2 separate regions of the Mus musculus genome follow, and region 2 is linked to region 1. A link is a loop called in an ENCODE intact Hi-C map of the cell type or tissue named here. Cell type or tissue: left cerebral cortex. All regions are shown on one strand. Links, peaks and the distances in the headings refer to the core of each region. The heading gives the core; the rest is flanking DNA. Region 1 overlaps Pitpnc1 (phosphatidylinositol transfer protein, cytoplasmic 1). Region 2 overlaps Pitpnc1 (phosphatidylinositol transfer protein, cytoplasmic 1).

What was found. Peaks named below come from ENCODE experiments on the same cell type or tissue, not always from the same donor. Only the 100,000 strongest peaks of a DNase experiment are listed, where the experiment ranks them.
Region 2: it touches region 1 in a loop (2.0-fold over the local background); 2 of 42 quality-filtered maps call a loop at or near these places.

Annotation. Positions count from the first base shown.
Region 1 is chr11:107,310,568-107,321,723 of GRCm38, reverse strand. It overlaps Pitpnc1 (phosphatidylinositol transfer protein, cytoplasmic 1), which reads left to right. Exons shown (of 9, transcript NM_001359616.1): 3 at 49-137; 4 at 924-931. Among named protein-coding and RNA genes, the nearest start is that of Gm11716, 20 kb to the left of the region's middle. In left cerebral cortex, for the core only: no CTCF peak of the experiment used is centred there; a DNase peak (open chromatin) is centred at 6,056; H3K27ac peaks cover 483 bases.
Region 2 is chr11:107,367,660-107,378,815 of GRCm38, reverse strand. All of the region lies in intron 1 of Pitpnc1 (phosphatidylinositol transfer protein, cytoplasmic 1), which reads left to right. Among named protein-coding and RNA genes, the nearest start is that of Gm11713, 37 kb to the left of the region's middle. In left cerebral cortex, for the core only: no CTCF peak of the experiment used is centred there; a DNase peak (open chromatin) is centred at 5,992; H3K27ac peaks cover 900 bases.

The DNA of each region.
Region 1 (11,156 bases), core at 4,989-7,488:
CACTCCTCTTCCTCCTTCTCCCTCTTCCTCTTCCTCTTCTTTTTTCAGCAAGCTGCCTAGTTGGGCCAGAGCTGTTGTTCCCAAAATATTTTATGTGACCGAGAAGGCGTGGAATTATTACCCATACACCATCACAGGTAAGTCCTCAGGACAGGTCAGCTACCAGCAGCAAGTACAGGCTGAGCACTATGGGATTTCACTGGGCGGGGACAGACTGTCTCCATGGGGCCTGTTCCGAGGTCTTCTCATTGGTCGGTCCCCTATATTGTGCCCACACACAACTTGTTCAGTTGGGTTGTTGCTATTTTGCAGAGATTCTCTCTCCTCTCAGAGAATGTGGAAAGCTTTAATGCCTCTTCTTTATAATGCTTTCCGTTCTGAATATTGTATCAGCACAGTACCCCCCCCCAACCCCACACCAGACTCTGAAGCTTGGGTTGTAGCCCCCCCCCAGACACTTTGGGGGGGGGCAGCATCTCAGGATCCCACTTCAGCATCTTTGCAAAGTTCTTTGTGAATTGTTTAAAAAAAAAAAAAGAAAAAAGAAAAGGAAAAAGAAAAAAAGGAAGACAAAGAGAAAAATCACTGAAAAGATTTCCTCTGTGGTTAATGAAATGCTCTACTGGAATTATTAGCCTCTCGTTCTGATTTTACAATGCCAACACTTGGGTTTTTTAATTAGCTACAAACCTATAGGCTAATTGAATCTTGTCTAACTGACCTGATTTGGCCAAATGAAGGAGTACCATGAAACACAGAGGCATTCGGGATTTACAAAAATCCAATTTTTTTAGCGCATTCTTAACACTTATAACTTGTCAGGAACTATCAGTCGTTTGGTTTGTGTTCCATAGACCTGGTCTAACTCATTGTTTTTTTCTCCTTTTCTTTTTGCTCTTTGCCATCTGAACGTCTGGAATCAGAATACACTGTAAGTTCATTTAATTTTCAAAAATATTCTGCCTATGATCTGTGGGTTAATTGAAATCTTCTTCATATTTGTCTTATAGATGTAGTCATTTTTTTAAAAAAGAGGAATAATCAGAATCAGAATTATTTAAATGTAGGCTATTATATAATTTTACATATATATAATTCAATAAGCTAAGTGTTCTCTTTTTTTTTTCAAGAATATTAATGTAACTCAAAGTGCCTTAATAGTCACTTTACATAATTAACTTGGGCTTGCAATTCTTTATATAGCCTGACTGCTTTACTGGTAAGAGTTCACTAATAAAAGAGTGTCTTGCAATGTGGCATTAAAGACAGTATTGTTTTGGTGGGGGGAGGGGCTTATACATGGGGGAGATGCATATGCAAATGGTCATACAGGTGTTAGAGTGGTCGGTCACTTTTGCTTGACAAACTAATTGAAGTCCTTAGTAAGGACTAAGTAAGGACTAAGTCTTACTTGGCTTCCTGTTGCTGGCATAAAACACTGACCAAAGGCGACTTGGGGGCAGAACGGGTTTATTTGGCTTAAGCGTCCTGATCACAGCCCGTTATGAAGGGAAACGAGGGAGGAATTTGGAAGAAGAAACTGATGCAGAGGCTATGGTGGAGCGCTGCTTACCAGCTTGCTGCTCTTGGCTCTCAGTGTGCTTGCTCTCTAATACACCACAGGACCGTCTGTCCCAGAGTGGCTCCGCCCACAGTGGGCTGAGCTTTCCCACATCAATCACTAATCAAGGCAAGGGCAGATTCCCTGGAACTGGAGTTACAGGCTGTTCTGAGCCACCTGGTATGGATGCTAGGACCAATTATAGGTCCTGCAAGAGCAGCTCAGCCGCTGAGCCATCTCTCCAGCCTCTTTCTCTGTATATTGAATGATCACGACGGGGTGGACTTTGGAAGCCTAGGGAGAAGAGATAGCTCAGTTAGTAAATGCTTGTCTCAAAACCACGAGGAGCTGAGTTCACATCCTAGCCCAGATACCAGCTCCACATGGAACCTTGGCTTGGCGGTGTACGTCTATAATCCAGTACTGTGGGAGGTGGGGACACGGGCGGACCCTTGACACTTATTGGCTGTCAGCCAGACTGAATGATGAGCTTCTGGCTCAGGAAGAGACCTTGTCTCAAAAAATAAGGTGGCGAGCAAGCAAGGAAGACAGCTAACATCAACCGTGTGCTTACTCATGAACATTTGCATGCACATACGCACCCAAGCATACATATGATAACCACACAGTGCGCTCCCATAAAGATGGTGGACTTTGGAGTTGGTTGAATCCTTGACTTCAGTGCCTCCAAATGGCCTTCCTGGGGGCCTTCATTTCCTCGTTTAGAAGTAGGGGAGCTCTCACTGTCTCATGAAGGTGTAGTGGAAACGGTGCTGAACAATTGGAATCTCAGCCTAGTGCTGGGTGCAAGGTCAGTACTTAGCACGTGTCGGCTGGTCTTTGTAACATTGTAGCAGAAGGCTCTGTTCTCCCAGTGGACTCTACTTAGAAGCAGAGCTCAGTCCCTATCAAGACAGACCGGGCTCCAGCTGCAGTCATGGAAGGAAGGACTGACTAGGGAGTGAGTATTCAATGCTTTCCTTCTTCCCACTCGGAAAGATTATGCCTCTCATTTGAGATGAAATCAATGATGATATGGACAAAGAGATTTGTTACGTTTAAAACTGCATCAAAAAGCTAGACGTGGTGGCCTAAGCCTTTAATCCCAGCACTTGGGAGACACAGACAGGCGGATCTCTGTGATGCCAGCCATGGCTTCACAGTGAAACTGTGTCAAAAACAAAGACAAAAAAACAATGATTAAAAAAACTGCACAAAGATAGTCATTTGCCTGGAGCCTTAGAATTAAACCACCTTGACTTGACCCCATGTGACATGTGAATGTCATAGTTTTTGTTTTGTTTTGTTTTGTTTATTTTTGGTTTTGGTTTTTTTGGTTTTGGTTTTGGAGACAGGGCCTTACCACGTAGCCCTTGCTGGCCTGAAACTTGATTTGTAGACCAGGCTGGCCTTGAACAGAGAACCACCTACCAGTGCCTTCCTCCCAGGGTGCTGGGCTTAAAGGCGTGCATCATCATACCCACTCGTGATACATAATAGTGACAGAGAACACATGTCTGAATGATGTTACTGTGTCATTTCTAAAGAATATTCACTACTTTATCATTGCTGGGACCAGGAACTTGGGGACGGAAGGGTTTATTTGTGTTCACAGTGAGAAGGAACACAGGTCATCATGGAGGGGAAGGCATGGCCCCAGGAATAAGAACCTGCTTGGTCGAGTTGTATCCACTGTCAGAGTGCAGAAAGCAACGAATGCTGGCCTTCAGCTTTCTCTATCCTTTTTAGTCAGTTTAGAAGCCAGCCCATGGGTGCCACCCACATTCAGGACTATCTCACCCCTTTCAGTCCAATCTAAAAACCCCTTTACAGACCCGGAAATTAAATGCCAACGTTTGACATTGCTGTCCTGTGCGGCCTAGAAGTCTTCCAATAGGATCCTCATTTCCTCTTGAGGGCTTCTCGATGGCTGGAACTTCTGCCAAGCCTCTGCCCACCAGCTTTCTTGCAGCGCTAGTGAGACATTCCTGTTCAAGGAAATTGGGTGTGGGGGGCACAGTATTCAAAGAGGAAGCCCATTCTCGTTGTCCAGCACTGCACCATATGACGTTCTGTCTGACTCAGCATTTTCCTTGCCTCCCCCGTTATTCTGGCCCCATGTCTTTTGCAGATTTCTTTCTTCCTCAATTCGTTGGGTGACTGTCCCTCTGTCTGAGGTCAGCAGTCACTCACTGGGCAGCCAAGTGTGCAGAGCATCATGTTTAATGTTACCACAGGGCTCTTGGCACCATCATCTCTGCCCTTTGGGGTCATAATCTCGTGGCAAGTGCGTGGCCATCCTAGTCAAAGTTTCGTATTGTCAGCAAGTCCTAGGGTCTTCTAGAGGTCAGAGAGGACTCAGCTGGCCTCAGACGTGTCCCACAGGACTGCATAATCAGCAAGCTGAGCTGCCTGCCTGCCGGCTGAGGATCAGACTAGAGGAAAGAAGCGAAGATCATTTGGGGGACTCCGGGCCGACAAGCCACTGCCACAGGAAATGAAGGCCCTTGACCTCTGGTTTGAGCTTTGAGTTCAGAGACAGTCTGCGGGGTGCCCAGTGCAGGCCATGGGAGAGGGTAGAGTACAACAGGCTTAAGCTGGGGTTGATTCATGGAGCTAAGAGGTAAGGCTGTTAGCCTTAGTAGAGGAAAGTAAAGGCTGCAGTTACATGTGAATTTTCGGATAATATATATAATATATATATAAACAGATAATATATAAACATACACATACTTATATGTATATGTGTGTGTGTGTGTGTATACTTATGGTATCAATATGTCCTACATTTATGGGACATAGTCTAACCTGTATGTAACAGCCGATGATAGGGACTCAAGTCTGATAATTAGATTATAAGGACTGAGACATCTATAGTCAGGTGCAATGGGACAGGCCTTTAATCCCAAAAGTCAGGAGTCAGAGTCTGTGAGTATGAGACCATTTGTCCACATAGTAAGATTCTGTCTCAAAATAAATAAATAAATAACAAATAAATAACAGAGAAAAAAAACCCAACACACAAAACAACCTGAGATTCCCTCTGGATCAGGGAGAGAAAGAAATGCTAAGGGTATATACCAGGAACCTAGCCACATCTGATATGCCACGGTAACTCCAAGGCCAGGCAAGGGCTCTCAGAAAGCCTTGGAAGGCACCTCCTGGCTCAGTCACGCTTGGTATAGGTGGTAAGGTGGACAGCTGGGGAATGTTAAATGTGACAATTGGACACATGACTGTCAGTATTCCTTCTTAAGAGAGAAATGTGTCTGTTGTTGTTGTGTGGGGGTGATTTGCATGTGAGGGTGTGTGTGAATGCCGTAGCACACTCGTGGAGCCTGAGAGTAATTTCCAGGGCTTGGATCTCTCATTCCATTCTGGGTTCTGGGATCTAACTGGGGTCATAGGACTTGCCTGGCTTTCTATCCACTGAGCTATCTCCACAGACCAATATTTCTTTTCTTTCTTCCTTTCTTGTTTAAACTCCTGTCTCCATATGCATGCTGGAATTACAGATAGGCATCACCATGCCCAGTTAATTTAGTACTACGGCTTAAACCCAGGGCTTCACGAAATGCTTGCCAACAAATTTACCAGCTGAACTCTCCCAGGCTTTTTGTTGATGATGGTAGGCTTGTTGTTGCTATCCATTTGTTTGTCTGTCTGTTTGTTTTTGAGACAGGGTCTCGAATGTCTCTGGCTGGCCTCAACTCACTACGTAGCCAAGGATAGCCTGTCGGTACTTCAGTGTTGTATGTAAATGTTATGATTGGAATATATATGGCCTAAGTAAAACATAAGAACGTGTCTGGCAGATAGTGGTTAACCTGGGGGAGGGCAGAACTTACTTCGCAGACATCTGCCATGTTGTAGCTTGGACACTTAGATGAATTATCATAGACTAGGCAATTTAAAACAACAGATATTTATTTTTTGCCCTTCCTGGAAGCTGGAAGTCCAAGATTAAGATCACTTCCAGCTCTGTTCCTGGGGTGGGCTTTCTTCCTGGTTTACAAACAGCAAACTTCTCTCCACATGGTAAGTAACATGGGCGGTCAAGAAAGCACACTTTCTGTTCTCTCCTTATAAGGAACAAATTCCATCTTGGGGACTCCATCTTTCTGATCATATCTAAACCTACTTCCTCCTTAAAGTCTCAGCTCTAAATATTGGGAGTTAGGGCTTTGACACTGAAGCAGGGACAGGACAATTCAGTGTATAGCATGCTGATCTAGGCACCATAAGGTAGGTACTGCCACTGGATCCTTGTCATCAGGAAGATAGCAATTCAGAAAGCTGCAAAATGCCGGGTCAGAGTCTACGTTTAGTCTCCGTAGGGAAACCATGTTGTTCCTGATGAGTCTGCGTTTATTTTCCATTCCAAAATAGGCCTGCTTTTCTTTCCATCTCCCGGGCCACTGGGGATCTGAAATGTTCCCTCTGGCTCCAGGTGCACTCCTGCAGGCCTGCATAGCACATCCTGCAGCCGCCACCCACGGCTTGGGCTGGGCCGCGTTCTCACGCTCTCTGCCCACCCTGTACTCTGAACACGGTTCTGCACCGGGATGGCTGGCGGATGCTCTCAATTGCCTTCCTCTCTCCCGGCTGCACCGCTGTCTAATTGAGCTCCTTACCCCCCAATCCTTTCATCTTAACTGCCTCTCTTTTTGATGTCTTTCTCAAGTTCAAGATTTCCTGTCCTACATCCCAAAACAGAATTTCTCCCAAGACTGCCAGAGAGTTCTTTCTTTGAAAGGCAGCCCCTGGGGCCCTACAAACTCCAAACCCATGATCCTGCACGTTAGCAGTCATCCAGAGCTGTAGTAAGTTCACCAGTAGCTCTCTGTGACTGTCCAGTCTGTCACCTGAACCTTAACCTATCCCCTCGCTGGGGACAATACCCATACAGGAGGACTTTCTATGTAGGGTCATTTAGAGGTCAACCTGATCCCAGTTATCAAGAAATAAAAAGCTTTTCCGTCACTGGGAGTGTATTATATAGAGACGTCACTTGTCCAAGAAGTGGAAAAAATATCTTTAACTTGATTATGGGATGGGGGTGGGGTGGGGATCTTAATTACACACTACACCAAGAATAGTGTGACAACGTTCTTCCAGACAGTAGATCGTTTAGCCAGCCCTTCGGAACCACCAGCTCTTCTAAAGTTTATCAAGTCCCAAAGGAAGGTACTGAAGACATTAGCTGCCATCTGAACTGATGATGTGGGGTTTTTATTCTTGAACTAAAATAGAAAGAAAAAGAAAAACCTCCACACAAGCCAACAGTGTCAAGCCCCCTGTGTTACACTCTTATAAGAGAAGAATTCCTTCCTTCTTGTAGGAATTTGAAGTTTTGTAATGTTCACAAGAGTGTCCTACAGTGTTCAGTGGGTGCATACATATTGATGCTATAACCACACCCCTCCATCAAATTCATCTTCAATAAGAACCCATGGAAGAGACCATGGCAAATGATGCACCTTTATATTCATGTAGGTCAAACTGACCTTGAACTGGCTATGGAGCTGAAGGTAGTCTTGAGCTTCCTACCATCCTACCTGGGCTCGCAGGTATGCATCACCAGGTCCAGTTGATGCAGTGTTGGGGGTTAGACCCAGCACTGTGTGCACGGTAAGCAAACACTCCACCCACTGAGCCAAAGCGCTAGCCCTAGACACAACTGTCTGGTAGTTAAAATAGCAGCTGTTCCACAAAAAGACCGAGCTGTGAGCTTGGGATGGTCTACTGTTACTCATTTGAATGATTCAGATGAAAGAGGACGACCAAATTCTAATAACTAAGGAGAATCAAATGACTCTTTCGATCGATTCCCCGAGCTGTGTTGTGTCTCCGTGAGGCCTAGGGTTAGCCTAGACAAACCCTGCACAGGTGAGTAAGGGACAGCCACAGCTGAGAGTCTGTCACCAGTCACTCAAGGAGAGCACAGACTCTCCTCCCGGGAATGGCACCATGGAGACAGATCCCTTCCACACCTGCCTTGGAGTCCCAGCCAACGTGTCGTGTAAACTACTAAATTACATAATGACGGAACCAGGGACAACGCTGGGGAAGGATGTGTTTATTATATCAGACCTCGAGGACTTGTTTGGAGAACCATCTGGTCAGCCATGGAAGCGAAAAGAATGAAGGTCTCCAAGGTGTCCCTTCTCCAGGGTCACGCAGACATAGTTAGCTGATGAGGAAAAATACTTTCATCTCTGTTGGGCAGTTAACCCTGACTCCAGTGCTGTGCAGTTTTGGATGAATAAGTGAATGTCCCTTTTTTTGGAAATAGGACCATGTATGGGCTCACCATGGCAGGCCCTGTAGCACTCAAGAGACTGAGGCAGCCTGGGCTACTGTTGTAGTTTGAGTACAGAGTATTCCCTAGATGGTTCGATTTGGGGACAACCTTTAGAAGGTGGGCCTATATGGCAGAAGCGGGTCACCGGACGTAGACCTCTAAATGTTACACTCGGCCCCTGCTATACCGTCTCTCAGCATCCCAACCCCTGACTATGTGAACAGTCTCTGCCACAGGCTCCTACCACCATCATCTGAACTGTTCTGCCATGCCTTCTTCTCTGTGGCGGACTGAGCCTTCTAAAACCGGGAGCCAAGATAAGTCTCTCCTGTGAATTGTTTCTGTGGACATTTTATCACAGCAATGCAAAAGTAACTAAGAAAAGTAGCCTCATAAGGAGGCCTTGTCTCAAAAACAGGAAATAAAAAAAGACGAGGGAAGGAGAATGTAGAAGAGGAGAAGGAAGGATCCAGCAAAGGAAGAGGCACAAGAGGGGAGTGTAGTTGCAGATGTTAGAGGCCACACTTAGTAAGGAAGTCTCTAGCCAAGGGACATTGATAAACAAGACAGCGTTGTCGGGCACAGAACTGAAGACCTTCACAGACAATACAGTAGTGAACACACAAATCATGGCCTGAAACACATGTCATAAATAGAATCAGATTTCTTCTGCAAACGTCCTGAGGGGTTCAGAGACTTTGGGTGGAAACAGAACCGTTCATAGTGACAAGTTAAGATGGCAGAGAGAGGACCACATGGTGGTGGCTCACACCTATAGTCCCAGCACCCCAGAGGCTGAGGAAGAGCGCCATGAGTTCAAGGTTAGCTTGGTATACATAGTTAAGTGGCTATGAACACCATTACAGCTGTGGCTATAGAAGGGGAGCTTGTCTCAAGAAAACATGACTCTCAAAAGACAACCGAAATAAGAAGACACACAACCAGCTAGGTAAGAGAAGAGATGAGCAGGCTTCTTTATAGTAAAAGCTCTTGCAGCCTTTGATTCCAAGGGACCTGCAATCTGTAACACCCCCACATTTGTTTTATTTATCCATGGGACTTTGTAATTGCAAGGACTTAGGGGAGTTCTAGAAGTTTCTCTTGGAGCTATTTTTTACTGTGACATAGGCTACTGGATCAGTTCTAGCCAGTATATATTGCCTTCATTAAGCTAATATGTTGTCTGTAGATGATTATTGCTTAGATACCAAGGCTTTCATTATGGTTTTTTTTTTTTTTTAAGAGTACTCAACCATATTGAAATGTTTGGTATTGTTAGATTTGGGTGGTATGGATCCTGGATAGATTTCTTTCTAAGCAAATCAATGCCTTAAGTCACATAGTAAAGGTAGCATTGGGTTGAAATGCAAGCTCTATGCATTTAGATATGTTTCTCTGTTAGCTTCCCAATACTGTGACATAATACTTGAGACTTGTCTAAATTGGCTTATAGAAGAGGGAGGTAAAAATTTAATTTAGTTCTCATTTTCAGAGAGTTCAGCCTTGTCACTTTGGTCCTCTGGTAAGATAGTATGGTGGGCATGTGTAGATCAGAAGAAAATTCCTCGCTCCATGGCCAAGACACAAAAGAAGGGAGGAGACCAGGGTGGCACTCTCCCCTTTAAGGGTACACCTGCAATTGCCTCCAATCCTCCCATTGGGACACCGCCTTCCCTCCCCGCCCCCCCCCACCCCCCCTCGCCCCGTCACACGGCTAGTGGAGGAGCCTTGAATGCTAGGTCTTTTAGAGACATTCAACTTCCAAATAGCAACAGTGTCCATGTGCAAGATGTCTGTGAGGATCAGCCAGCTGTAAAGCAAAAGATTCCCCCAAGCCATGGTGCCGGGTAGGCCTGAGTCTCCCAGTCCAGCATCCAGCCACCAGTGCCTCGAAAGTTGGAGCCTTGAGCTGCTATTTCTGTGACTTGCGAGCTCAGAGAAAATTAATTCAGCCAGTGTGTGCGTGTGTGTGTGTGTGTGTGTGTGTGTGTGTGTGTGTGTGTGGTGAGGAAAAGATGATTAAAGCACTGTATCTGCCATAACAGTGTAGAGTCATCTGTGTTGCTTCTTCAGGAAGACAGGACATGGGACAGGCAGGGAGGGGTAAGGGGTACTGTTTTGTTTATAACGTTTTGTGGCGTTTATTTCTTTGGGAGTACATGCTATGGGACTATCTTGACACTAGAGGACAGCTTGCAGCAGTTGGTTCTCTCCTTCTACCATGTGGGTCCTGGGGATCGAACTTGGGTCTTTAGGTAGCACCTGTGCCCGCTGAACCTCTGTCTAGCCCCAGAAAGAAAAATGCCTTTAAAGGACTCCTCAATAGTTTTATTCAAAAATAAGTCTTTTCTTCTGTTTATTTTCTACTTGATGGCATGTAAATTTTGCTTTCTTTTGTCCATTTTTGTGCATTTGTGTGCATGCACATGTGAGCATGTGTGCATGAAAGCATGTGCGTGTATATGCATGTGAGAGTGTATGGGAAAGTGCATGTGTGAGGGTGTGTGCGTGTGTGCGTGTGTGTGTGTGTGTGTGTGTGTGTGTGTGAGTGTATATGAGGAGGAAGCAGGTTTCCTATCCTGTCAGAAACCATGTTATTCCCTTGGGACAGGGTGTCTGTGTCTCTGTCTCTGTCTCTTTCTACCTGACTCTGAGCTTGTAGCTTATACCCCAGTGACCGTCCTGTCTGTCCCTACAGCGCTGGCATTACAGGTGTGCAAGGAACCACATCTGGCGTTGTATGTGAATGCTGGGATCTGAACTCAGCTCTTCATCCTTGCACAGTGGGCACTTTTACCTGCTGAGCCATGATCAGCCCGTGTGTACCATCTTAACATCTCCTACCTACTTTGCCTGTATTTGAGGACTCAATGTCGCTCTTTCCTATCTGTTACTTACACACGGTCTAGGGCTCGTGGGGTTGGTCAGCCTGTGTCTTTAAATCCATGCCTTGCCTTGCCTGTGTGCAGCTATCAGTGTGCACACATACCCTCTGCCGTGACAAGCCTACCTCCGGATCGTGTGAGCCTGAATTTCATTTCCTTGCCCTAGAAGTGCCAAGAGCAACTCAGGCTCCATTCAGAAAGCAAGCTTTCATTCATGCATTTAGCTCCATCTCCCTCCTGCCCTTGCTCCTCCAGTGAGTTACTTATTCCCTGCTTGAGAGAGGACGGCGAAAGGCTCCATCAATGACTGAATTAATGAATGAATGGAGCGGTGTGCTGGGTGCGGCTGGCAGCTACGCAGAAAGCCCAAAGTGTATTTCCTTGCCGTGGGCTGGGATACAGGCAG
Region 2 (11,156 bases), core at 4,762-7,261, 57 kb before region 1:
TCCCTTCTTCCTCTACCACATTTTCTTATTCACTCACTGAACTTGGCTGGCTTCTTTATCGGCTTCCTTAACGGGATGCTCAAACTCCTGAGTCCCTGCTTCCACTGCCTTTGGTGATATGCCCAGAATCGGAATTGCTAGATTACGTGATAACCAACACCCCCGCCCCTGCCCGTCCCCGTCCCCCTCCCCCCGCCCCCCACAAACATGCCTTATCTTGGATTCCTATTTATTTACTATTTTTAAGAAAGCAAAGTACCCTGAGAAACTTGGACTCACAGAACCCGGTTGCTTGCTCTCCTTCCTTTCCTTACCCTTGTGGCATCAGCTTCTGGTGTTCCGTGTTTCGTGGGGAAGGGTGGCCTTGTTTCAATTTGACCCCTCTCGTCATCAATTCCTCCCTTCCTCTTCCTTCTCTTTCATTTTTCTTTACTTTTCCTTTTTGAACTCTTGGTCCAGACACGCTGCTCCTGTGGCCTGTATGGGAATGGGTACTTCCTGCGGGCTGCAGAGGGGAATCCCACCACCCCCACCCCACAGCCGACTGGTGAAGGGTAATGTCCTCTGGAGAGGCTGATGCGGCAGGTTTGAGGCCAGGGGAGTTCTGCAAGCCTCTTGGAGGTTTACTGCACAGCCTTCTGGGTTCTCCAGGGTTCCATCTCTGACCGGATCGACAGTTCATTTCCCCTGCTTGCCTAGCTTCTTTTCTGACTTTTTGGACTTCTCTCTCTTTCTTTCCTTCCTTCCTTCCTTCCTTCCTTCCTTCCTTCCTTCCTTCCTTCCTTCCTTCCTTCTTTCCTTCTTTCTTTCTTTCTTTCTTTCTTTCTTTCTTTCTTTCTTTGAGGGGAATATTTTGTTTTGTTTTTGTTGCTTTTGGCTTTTCGAGACATTGTTTCTCTGTGTAGCCCTGGCTGTTCTGGAACTTCCTCTGTAGACCAGGCTGGTCTCCAACTCAAGGATTCCCCTGCCTCTGCCTCCCAAGTGCTGGGATTAAAGGGGCCTGGCCTTGGTTACTGTTTTAGAATAGATTTTAAACCAACCAACCAAAACAACCTCAGCCAGCATTTAAAAGGCTTGGAAATAATCTCACTGAGTTGCCTTTTATTTTTTATTAGTTTTGAGTTTTGAATGAAAAAAATGGATTATTTTGCACTTTTGGGAATAGAATCCAGAGCCATCCCCATACTGAGTTAATGCTTAACCACTGAACTTTTGAACCATTGAACACTTTCTACACACATGCGCGCGCACGCACACACACACACACACACACACACACACACACACATTTGGCCTAGGCTGAGCTTGAACTTCGGATCCTTCTGCCTCCATCTCTCCGGTGCTAAGATTACAGGTGTACACTAACCCCCAATTGATTCAATGCTGGTCATTAAACCCAGAGCTTTGTCAACACTAGGCAAGAGCTACCAACTTACCTATGTCCCCAGTTAAAAAAAAATGAACCCACATGATATACTTTAGAACAGAACGTGAGACCTGGGCCACACTTATGTGTGTGTGTCATTATCCAACCATAATGACAAATTATTTTATCTGTCAGCATTTTTTTTAATGACCTTGGCTTCAAAATTAGAACACAGATAGCAAACCAGCTGGAAGAATGGAATTAATGATATTTTAAAAACATCCCTTCTGACTCTGGGAATGAGCAGGTGGAACTGAAGGGTGGAGGGTGGAGGGGGACCTGGAGACAGTAACTGGAAATGAGCGACATCGTGTTCCAGCAGGAATGAGCAGGTGGGCGAGAAAGTCTTCCCACAGGGCACACCTAGCAATGTCTGGAGCCCCAGAAGCAGCCGTGGGGGAAGTTCTGATCAGCAAATAAAAGGGCAGGGAAGAAAGATCTAGAAGTATTAAGAAAACAGGACCATCATGCCAGGGGGACTGTTACGGAGCCCGCCGGCCAGGGTCTGGTTCCAATGGAACACACCATGAAAACTATCACCTCCAAGCCATTCCACCTTAGGTCAAATCAGCTTTTCTCCCTGGCCTCTTCAGACGTTATTTGTTTGTTCCTCCTGTGATCCTTTCTGAGGAGTGTGAATGGCTCTAGGAAGGGCTTGTTTTTGTCACGTCCCACCATTAATACCATGGATCTGGGAGCTCTTTCTGGTTGCCAGAGAATTCTGTATTGCTCTGGGCACAAAATTTTCCTTCCCGGGTGATTAGTTAGGCTCAAGAGAAAGAGAAAGGAAGGCTGCCTCTCCTCAGCCAGCTCTGGCTTCTGGGCCTGGGAAGAGGGGGCCAGCCCCCATAGCGTGTGGCCATCAGAATGACGCATGACATGAGAGGCGTGTGAATGCAGCCGGCCGCCGCAGCTGGTTCCCAGGAACACACAGGACACGAAGGGCTGTGATGTAACTCAGATCTGCCAGATGTGGGAGCCGGCATGAGTCATGCCGGGAGAGTCGTTAAGATGTGCCTTCTGGGTCATCTGAGCACAGACTGTAGGCCACCTTCCCTGCCATTCGGGGTTATGGGCAGCAAGTCCACACCCCAGGAATCCCCCAAGTTCACTAACATCTCTCGGAAATCATAGCCTGGTTTTCTGCGGCGACGCAGCGCGGAACCTCTGTAATCCCATGGTCTTCAGCTTGTTATTCGTTAAAGGATTTTGTCCCTTTGGATGATGGAAGAAAATCAGACACTAAAAGGGGTGGGGATCTGACTTCATAGTGGAGCGCTTGTATATCCTCGGATTGTCCGCCCAACACTGTAACCCCGCCACCCCAAAAACAGGCGCTGAGTTATAAGGACATCTACACACATCCTAGAACGATCAGGATAGGGATGCGATGTGGGAGAAAGGAACACTGTTGGCACCGTGCCAGCAAGAGGCCTGGCACTCTGATCTTGTACTTTATTTTATTTTTTTATTTATGAGTACAGGACTCCTCATGGTGATTAATGAGTGCTTTTTCTGAGAAACTGTAAACCGACCTTTAAAAACTTTCTCACAAACGTGTGTTATCCAGTCAGGAAGGTGTGTGCTTGGCTGGGTGGATTTCCTACCACCTAACAGTAGAGAGTGGTGTTAGTGGAGCTGTTAGGGTCAAGGCCTTAACAAGCTAGGCTCTGGCCCACTATCCTCTGTAGGCCAATTAAGAAGTCAAAAGCAGAGAAAGACTCATTCAATCTGGCCACATTGGGAAGAGGAACAAGAACAGAGGCCGTTGAACCTGCAGTCTTCAGAGAGCCAGGAGAAGGTTTGTGTTTAGACAGGGGCAGGAGACAGGCATCTGTAAGCAGCTCATGACCAGGTGTGCTCTGCCCACCACTGGCCTAACATCTTCTCCCCTTCAGCTTCTCCTGCAGGGTGATCTGAAAGGTTGTCAGAACCATGTGTGATCTCTGCCTGAGAGACAAGTTCCCCGCTGGATGCCCAGCTTTCAGCCCTCCCCTCCTGAAAGCAGGAGACTCCTAGTGGGGGAATTCCAATTTCTTAGGGTTGCTGTGGTGCCTCTCTGTAGGGTATCCTCACTTCTGCCAGGATGGTTACAGTGTCCTCTAGGAAGACACAGTTTAATCAGGGAGAGGGAGGTGATGCTATCCTGATGACCTGTGTACCCTAGGTCTGATGAAAGGTGTCCTTAAAGGGAGCTGGAGAGATGGCTCAGTGGTTAAAAGCACTGACTGTTCTTCCGGAAGACCCAGGTTTGATTTGCAGCACCTATGTGACGAGTCTTTTAAGCCTAGTCTCAGGGTCCTCATTACGCCATTGTGGTCACTGGGCACACATGTGGTACAGACATGCATACTGATAATACACCCATATACATAGAAACATAAATAAATCTTTAAAGGGAGGGCCCCCTGGAGGCCAGCCTGGATGAGGAGAACACAGAATAAGATGGAACGAAAGAAGGCCGTTGGTTGAACTTCCAGAACTGTACAGGACAGAATGGTAGAGCTGGCTGGCTTGGAACACATACGTGAATTGCCTTGCATAGACAAGCAAAATATGTCCCAAAGTGACACAAAGGTTCTTCATTGCCTTCGCCTCCTCATGTGCCTGGGTCCCTATGTTTTTAAAAACAAGATCTCACCACAGAAGATGGCAAATGCTTGAAGAGTGCAGACTGGTTCTCATCTGTAGCCAGTCTGCCCGTGACTAAAAAGTAGGCCTCATCCTCCTGACGTGCCACCTAAACCACTGCAGACATCTCTGCAATCTCATTTTAACAAAATCAGAAAGCAGTGGTTATAACAGTGGAAGAGGGACCGTGATGGAGAAAGAAGGAATGAAGAAAGCCACAATTTTTAAATTAAATTAATTTTTTTAAATTCTAAATTAAAATTAATTTTAAAGTAAACCCAGGAGCATGGAGGGAGCTTTATGAAGAAACATTGATAATTAAGTAATTAAGACATAGCAAATAAAGCAAGGTGGGGGTCTGAGAGAGAAGTAGACACAGACAGTGGAAGTCATGTGGAAGGAGGCCGAGCCCGGGGTGAGTTGTGGAACCAGAAGGAATGCCTGCAGCTTCCAGAAGGGAAGAGTAGATTGTCTTCTAGAATCTTCCGAGGAAGCTTGGTCCTTCAGACACCTCCATTTCTGACTCCCAGCTTCTGGAACTATAAAGAATAAATTTTGATTTTGTTATCTGCCACCTCTATGGTAATTTACTATTTGGTTTAGAAGCTAATAGAGTCATCACACCCTGTTCAAGAACAAGGTATCAGCACCACCCAGGGAAACCCACCTCTCTCTATCATCCCGGGATCACCACTGTGCTAGTTAGATGTCTCAGTTTTCTTGTTGCTGTGTCAAAATACCTGAGGAGAAGCAACTTAAAGGAGGAAAGGTTATTTTGTTTTTTGTTTAGTGGGGATACAATGCATCCCCACTTGGGGCAGGAAGACTTAGGTCTGGTTACAGTGTAGCCACCACAATCAAGAAACAGAGAGCAGGTAAGACATGGTGCTAAACTACCAAAACTCAAGGTCCCTCCTCTTGACTCACTTCCTCTAGCAAGGCGCTACATCCTAAAGGCTTCATCCAGCGAGCATGAGCAAAACAGCGCCATCATCCAGAGAGCATGAGCTAACAAGGGGGGCTGGCTTTTCACATCCAAACCACACAGGCTTTATGTCCGTTATGCATCCTTAAATGGAAGCATACAGTAGGTACACTTACTTCTTTCACTTAGCGCTCTGTGGGTTGTGTGTATGTTTTGGCGTAGTTTCTGAGACAGGGTCTCACTATGTAGCCCAGACTGGCTCTAGATATCTTGATTTTTCTGGGATCACATTCATGTACCACCGTGTCCAGCTTGCATTGGGTTTCATCATTTTCCTAGCTGTATACAGTTGCCCCTTATTTTCCATGGTTTCTATTACCTGTAGTCAAGTGTGGTCTGAAAATGTGAAGTGGAAAATTCCAGGAGTAAACAATTCAAAAAAATTGTACTTATTCCTTTTTTTTTTTTTTTTTTTTTTAAATTTAGCCCTGGCTGGCCTTGAACTCATGGAGATCTGCCAGCCTCTGTAGACTGCTGAGGTTAAAAGCATGAGCCATCACACCCAGCTACCTGATTTTTTATTTGTGTTGTGTTAGCGCACTACCACGATTGGTCTACGTATATTATCAGTTATTGTTGCTATTCTTTTATTGAGCCTGATTTGTAAATCATAGTCATATAGAAGATTCATAGCAGTATACAGGACTTGGGGCTAAACACAGTTTCCAGCAGCTATCGGGGGCTTGGAATGTATCCCCCATAGCTGGTAGTGCTGCTGAGCCCCATGCCTCTGAAGAGCCCATTACAGGGCTCCCAGGGCTGAGCAGACAGCGAAGCCGACCAATTTTCTGAGAACCGGAGAGCTGGGCTGCCGCCTGTGAATTTTAAACATTCTTAACCCATCACTGGAAGATGACTGAACAGCTGCCGTACCCTCCGTCTCAAGTCTTAGAAATAAATTTGCATGTTTTAGGAGCTCCAGCCCCAGTCCTCCTCTGTAGCTCTCTAGCTTTGTGGATGCCAGTGATGCATCCACACATGCACGGATAGTGTTCCTGAATACCCTGCTCTGATGAGCCTTGGAAATAGAGCCAGGAACCTCATAGAGGATGAGATTAAAATCCAGGGCCCCAGCTGTTGAGAGATGAGCTGTCTCATTTGCCTGATGTGCCCCCACATCCTTATGGAGGTGGGGGAGGCTGAGTTTGAACTCAAAATACCAGAATAGAATAGGGGGCGGGCAGGTGTGGCAACCACACCCTGGATGCTGGTTTTTTTCCTAGAGAGATAACCTTTGGTGGGGTTTGCGGTGGTAGAAAACCCAGTCATTATGACAAAAGAGAAGTCACTATTTTTCTGATACAAAAGTAGTGTATCTTCCTTTCAGAATGGGAAAAATCCAGGCCCAGCAAGAAATATCTACAACCCCATACTGCCATTAGCCACTGTTGAATATATTTGCATATACAAACCTTCTTCATATTTAAAAAAGCATTTAGTTCTCTGCAGTCAATAAATATGCCAGGTGCTGGTCCCTGGGGATTTAGCATGAATAAAATTGTGCTTGTTCTGATGGAAGCTGATATCCCAAGCAAGTATGGTCCAGGAGTGGTGCAGCATGCCTGTAATCTGAGATCCGGGGAGGTGGAGGTTGCAAGATTGGAAGTTCAAGGTCAGCCTCTGTCATATAGTATAGCAAATGTAAGATCAGCCTGGGCTGCAAAAACTAAAACAAACAAATAACAAAACCAAAGCCGGTATAGACAGGATGTGGTAGTACATGCTTAGTATTAACTGATTTTTCTACCCCTTTCCACTGCAACAGATATTCCAGAATAACTCATGAGTTTATCAGTGAGTACAATAACTAGACAGAAACTGCTGGTGAGCAGCTTCTGAGATAGTGACTGCACGGTCAGCCTGGGTCCGAGCAACCCGGTTGATTTGCTGACTTGAATAAACAAAAAGGAAGCTGTGGCTTCTTTGAGCCCTGGAGATTGTATCAGTCAGTTGTTTGTTGCTGTAACAAAATACCCCGGGTGGCTAGTGTTGTAAAAGAAAAGAGGTTTATTTGGTGCTCAGGTTTGGATGATGTCTGCATCTGTCTATGTGGGGTGAGCTTAATCAAATCATGGCAATGGTAGCGGGGTGCAGGGTGCGTGGAAGCACACCTTAAAATGTTTTATTTTAAACACTTGGTGTGTAGACATGCACACACGTGTGTCGTAGTGCATCTTGTGGAGGTCAGAAAACCCCTTTGGGGAATAGTTCTCTCCTTCCGCTGTGTGCAGCAGGTCCCTTTAACCTTTTATCTTTCCAGTCCCTGGATCACATCTTGCATCCTGATACAGGAAATAGGAGAGCCTAGGGGTCAGCTGCTGGATTTTACTACAGTTCACTCTCAGTGGGGTTCATGAGACACCCCAAACAAGGTAAAGAGTTTCACTTTCCAAGGTCTCTACACTGAGAATAAATCCTTCAACACAAGGGCCTTTTAGAGACAAACCACATTTATTTGAACAATGGTAGAGAGCTTGGGGGGTCAAGCTCCAAGGATACAGCCAGAGGAGTCACATAACATAGCACCCCAAGGAGAGCCTAGCTAGCTCTGTTGCAGTAACATTAATAGATTCCTTGTTTGTTTCAGCTGGAGTGGAGTCAGCCTATAAAATGCACTGCAGCGCCAATGGCTATGAGGGTACAGTGCTTGTCTGTAAGCATGGAGACAGGAAGATCTGAGTTCCATCCCAGTGAAAAAGCCAGGCACATCATCTTGTCCCCAGCACCCCAGGGCTGACAAGGTAGAGATGAGTGTATCCTTAGGGCTTGTTAGCTGTCTGTTTCCGTGAGGGATCTTTTCTTAAAAATAAGGTGGGGCACAACTTGGCATCTACCTTTGTCTTCCTCATAGCACTTGCACGAGTGCGTGCACGCGTGTGGGCACACACACACACACACACACACACACACACACACACACACACACACACAGAGCAATGCAGAGGGAAGACAGAGCAAGACAGCAGGTGAGTACCCCATTTTTTCTGATCCCATAGACACTCCAGGCTGAATAGCTCTTCGCACACCACCTTTCTGCAGTGCCTGCTTTTAGAATAATGGAAGAAAAGGATGCTGGGAGGAAGGCAGGAAGGAAATCTCTGACTCACCCAGAGTGTACAGAGATGCTTCCTGCTTAAGGGACAGACAGACTGCAGTCCAAGTCACGGACTAGAGATGATTAGAAATGTCTAAATATGAGAAAGCTTATTCATATATAACCTCTTTTTAAAAAGATCTACTTTTTTGGTTTTTCGAGACAGGGTTCCACTGTGTATCCCTGGCTATCCTGGAACTTGCTCTATAGACCAGGCTGGCCTCAAACTCACAGGGATCTATCCGCCTCTGCCTCCTGAGTACTGGGATTAAAGGCGTGCACCACCCGTGTCCAGCTAGATTTATTTTATTATTATGTATATTTTATCTCACAGGGTAACCATGCCTGGCTTTGTACTCAAAGATCTTCCAGCCCCCGCCTCCGAAGTGCTGGAACTAAGGCATATGCCCGCCAAGCCCAGCTAAAAATTTATTTTTAAGTTTATGTATGTGTATGAGTGTGCCCACATGTGCGTGTAGGGGCCTTAGGAGGTCAGAGGACAGGGTCGGATAGCTGAAGCTACAGGTGGCTTTGGGCCACCAGACCCATAAGTACTGGGACCTGAACTTGGGTCCTCCTGGAAGATCGATAGTGCTCTTAAGAGCAGTGCCGTCTTTCCAGCCCGTGCTTTATTCCATTTTTTCCTCCTCCTTACACAAATCCTAAGACATAGATGAAATATGTGTGTGAGGGTTGCTGGGAATTAGATTCAAGAAGCAGATTTACTGGCATTGAATAGCTTTGGAAAGGCATCCTGTATGGTCCTTGTCACTAGAGGCAAGGGGACAAGTCCTGAGTGGGGGTGGGAGAGGTGGGGCGGAAGGTCCGACCTTAAAATAGTTCCCTGTGAGAAACAGGACCCCGAAGGAACCGTTCCGCAGCCCCTATCTCCCTCCTCATCTCCTCTTACATTTGTTTAACTCCAGGACTTTTGGGCCCTGCTTTCCATAAAATTTATTATATGGAAAATATTTTTGGTCCTTTAGCTCTCTTACCAAATTTGAAACATTTTAACTGGCTCCAAGAGGCCTTTAAGTCCCATGTGTGGCTATCTTAGAGTTGAGTCATATAAACTTTATTGCCAGCCTTGGTGAAAACTGCATTGCGTTGGGGTCACTTGTGACGTGTGTCACCCCCAAGCCGGGTCCCACTCTCCCTGGGGTTGCCATGGAATGACTGAGTCAACAGCCTACTTCGAGAAGTGGAGGAGCCTTCACGGGTGCTCCGTGGCGCTGTGCTCCTGTGAGATTTGCCATCAAAGTTTTAATAGCAAAAAAAAAAAAAAAAAAAAAAGTTATGAGGATGGAAAAGCTTAATGAGATGATGTCAGGTCACAGGGTCATTTCTACTTAGACTAGAGATGAGAAGGTTAAGGGTCAACTGTGGGCGTAGTTCAGCGATGGGACACTCACCAAATATGTGTGAGACCCTGCTCCCACCCCCAGGGAGAAGAGGTGAAGAGAGCTAAGATAAAGAGGGAAAAAAAATATATATTAAGAAGGGGTTGGGGAGAGTAATGGAGGGAGGGAGGGAGGGAGGGAGGGAGGGAGGGAGGGAGGGAGGGGGCGGGCGATACAACCAAAGATGGGAAATACCAATGAAATATTCTTCATATATTTAGAATAAGGAGTTTCCTCACCTTCTTAATTCTGCTATTCCTATATGAAAATAAGGAGAGAGTTTTTTTTTCTCCTGAAGTGTGTTAAAACTAAGGATCTGGGCTGCAGGCGTAGTTGGTAGCAAGTTTGCTGAGGACACTTGAGGCCTTGAGCTCTATCCCCAACAGTTCACGAAGCAGGTGAGGTGGTGCGTGCCTGTGATCCCACCATGGGGATGTTGAGGCAGGGGGATCAGGAATTCAATGTCATCTTCAGCTACATAGCAAATTTGAGGCCAGCCCCTACCTCAAAAATAAAGTAAAAAGTAAAATAGAGGGGAAAAATCTAAGATAATGAAGAAACTTGGAAATTTTATCTTACATAGAATCAGATTTTTAAAGCCACCTCGTAAGAAAATGCAGGACCCCGTTTTTTATCATCCTAAGATCACTCCATATTTTGGAAGGTTCTGGAAACTTTAGCAGGCGAGAGACTTAGATCCTTGAGTATCTATCTCATCCCAGGATCCTCTCCTGTTTTGCTCTTTTCTGTCTACAATGGAGGTAAAGAGAGTTTCCTGCCATTGGCTCTTGCTGCAATGATGCTCTAGAGTTGAGCCTTCTTAAGCAAGTAATTCCATGAGGTCTTATTTGTCAATTTCTTTTTCCCTAGTGACAAACCATTGCCTGTTGTAACGTGAAGCTCCCCCACCCTCCAATCCAGTGTTCTCTTTTACAAATGCTGCAGTGTCAGGCCTTACATTTGAGTCCTTAATTCATTTTGAAGTTTTAAAAAAAAAACTTTTTTAGATTTTATTTTTGTATACAGGTGTTTTTGCCTGCAGTATGCAGTGCCCTTAGAGGCCAGCAAAGAACATTGGATTCTCTGGGGCTGGAGTTACAGGTGGTTATGAGGGCCTTGGAGGTGTTATGAATCCAAGGTTCACTGAACAGTAACAAGTGCTCTCAACCACTGAGCCATCTATCCAGCCTTCGAGTTATGTATTTTACATGTACATTTTAAATTTGAGGCAGGAGAACTAATAAGGATTTTTTTTTTTAAATTTCCAGCAAAATGCTACACGGTCTCTGTAAGAAAAACATGAAACAAAACAGAGCCTGGTCTGACCAGGTGACTGTGCCTCCCTCCTGCCGCTGGCAGCCATGTCTGTGTGTCCCCCATCGGCGAGCCTCTTAATCAACATTACCGGATCATATACTGTTTCCCAATGGATGTCTTCCCATTGGCTTCCCACTAATCAGTAAGAAAGCTACAGATTGAATTTGCTTGTCTCATACCCTTCAGTTGTCCTAAAAGTCAGTTGTTTTTGGTTTTGATTTTTAATTATGTATATGTGTCCGTGGAGGCCAGAGATGTTGGATCCCCAAGCACTGGAAGCGCAAGTTGTGAGCCACTGGGCGT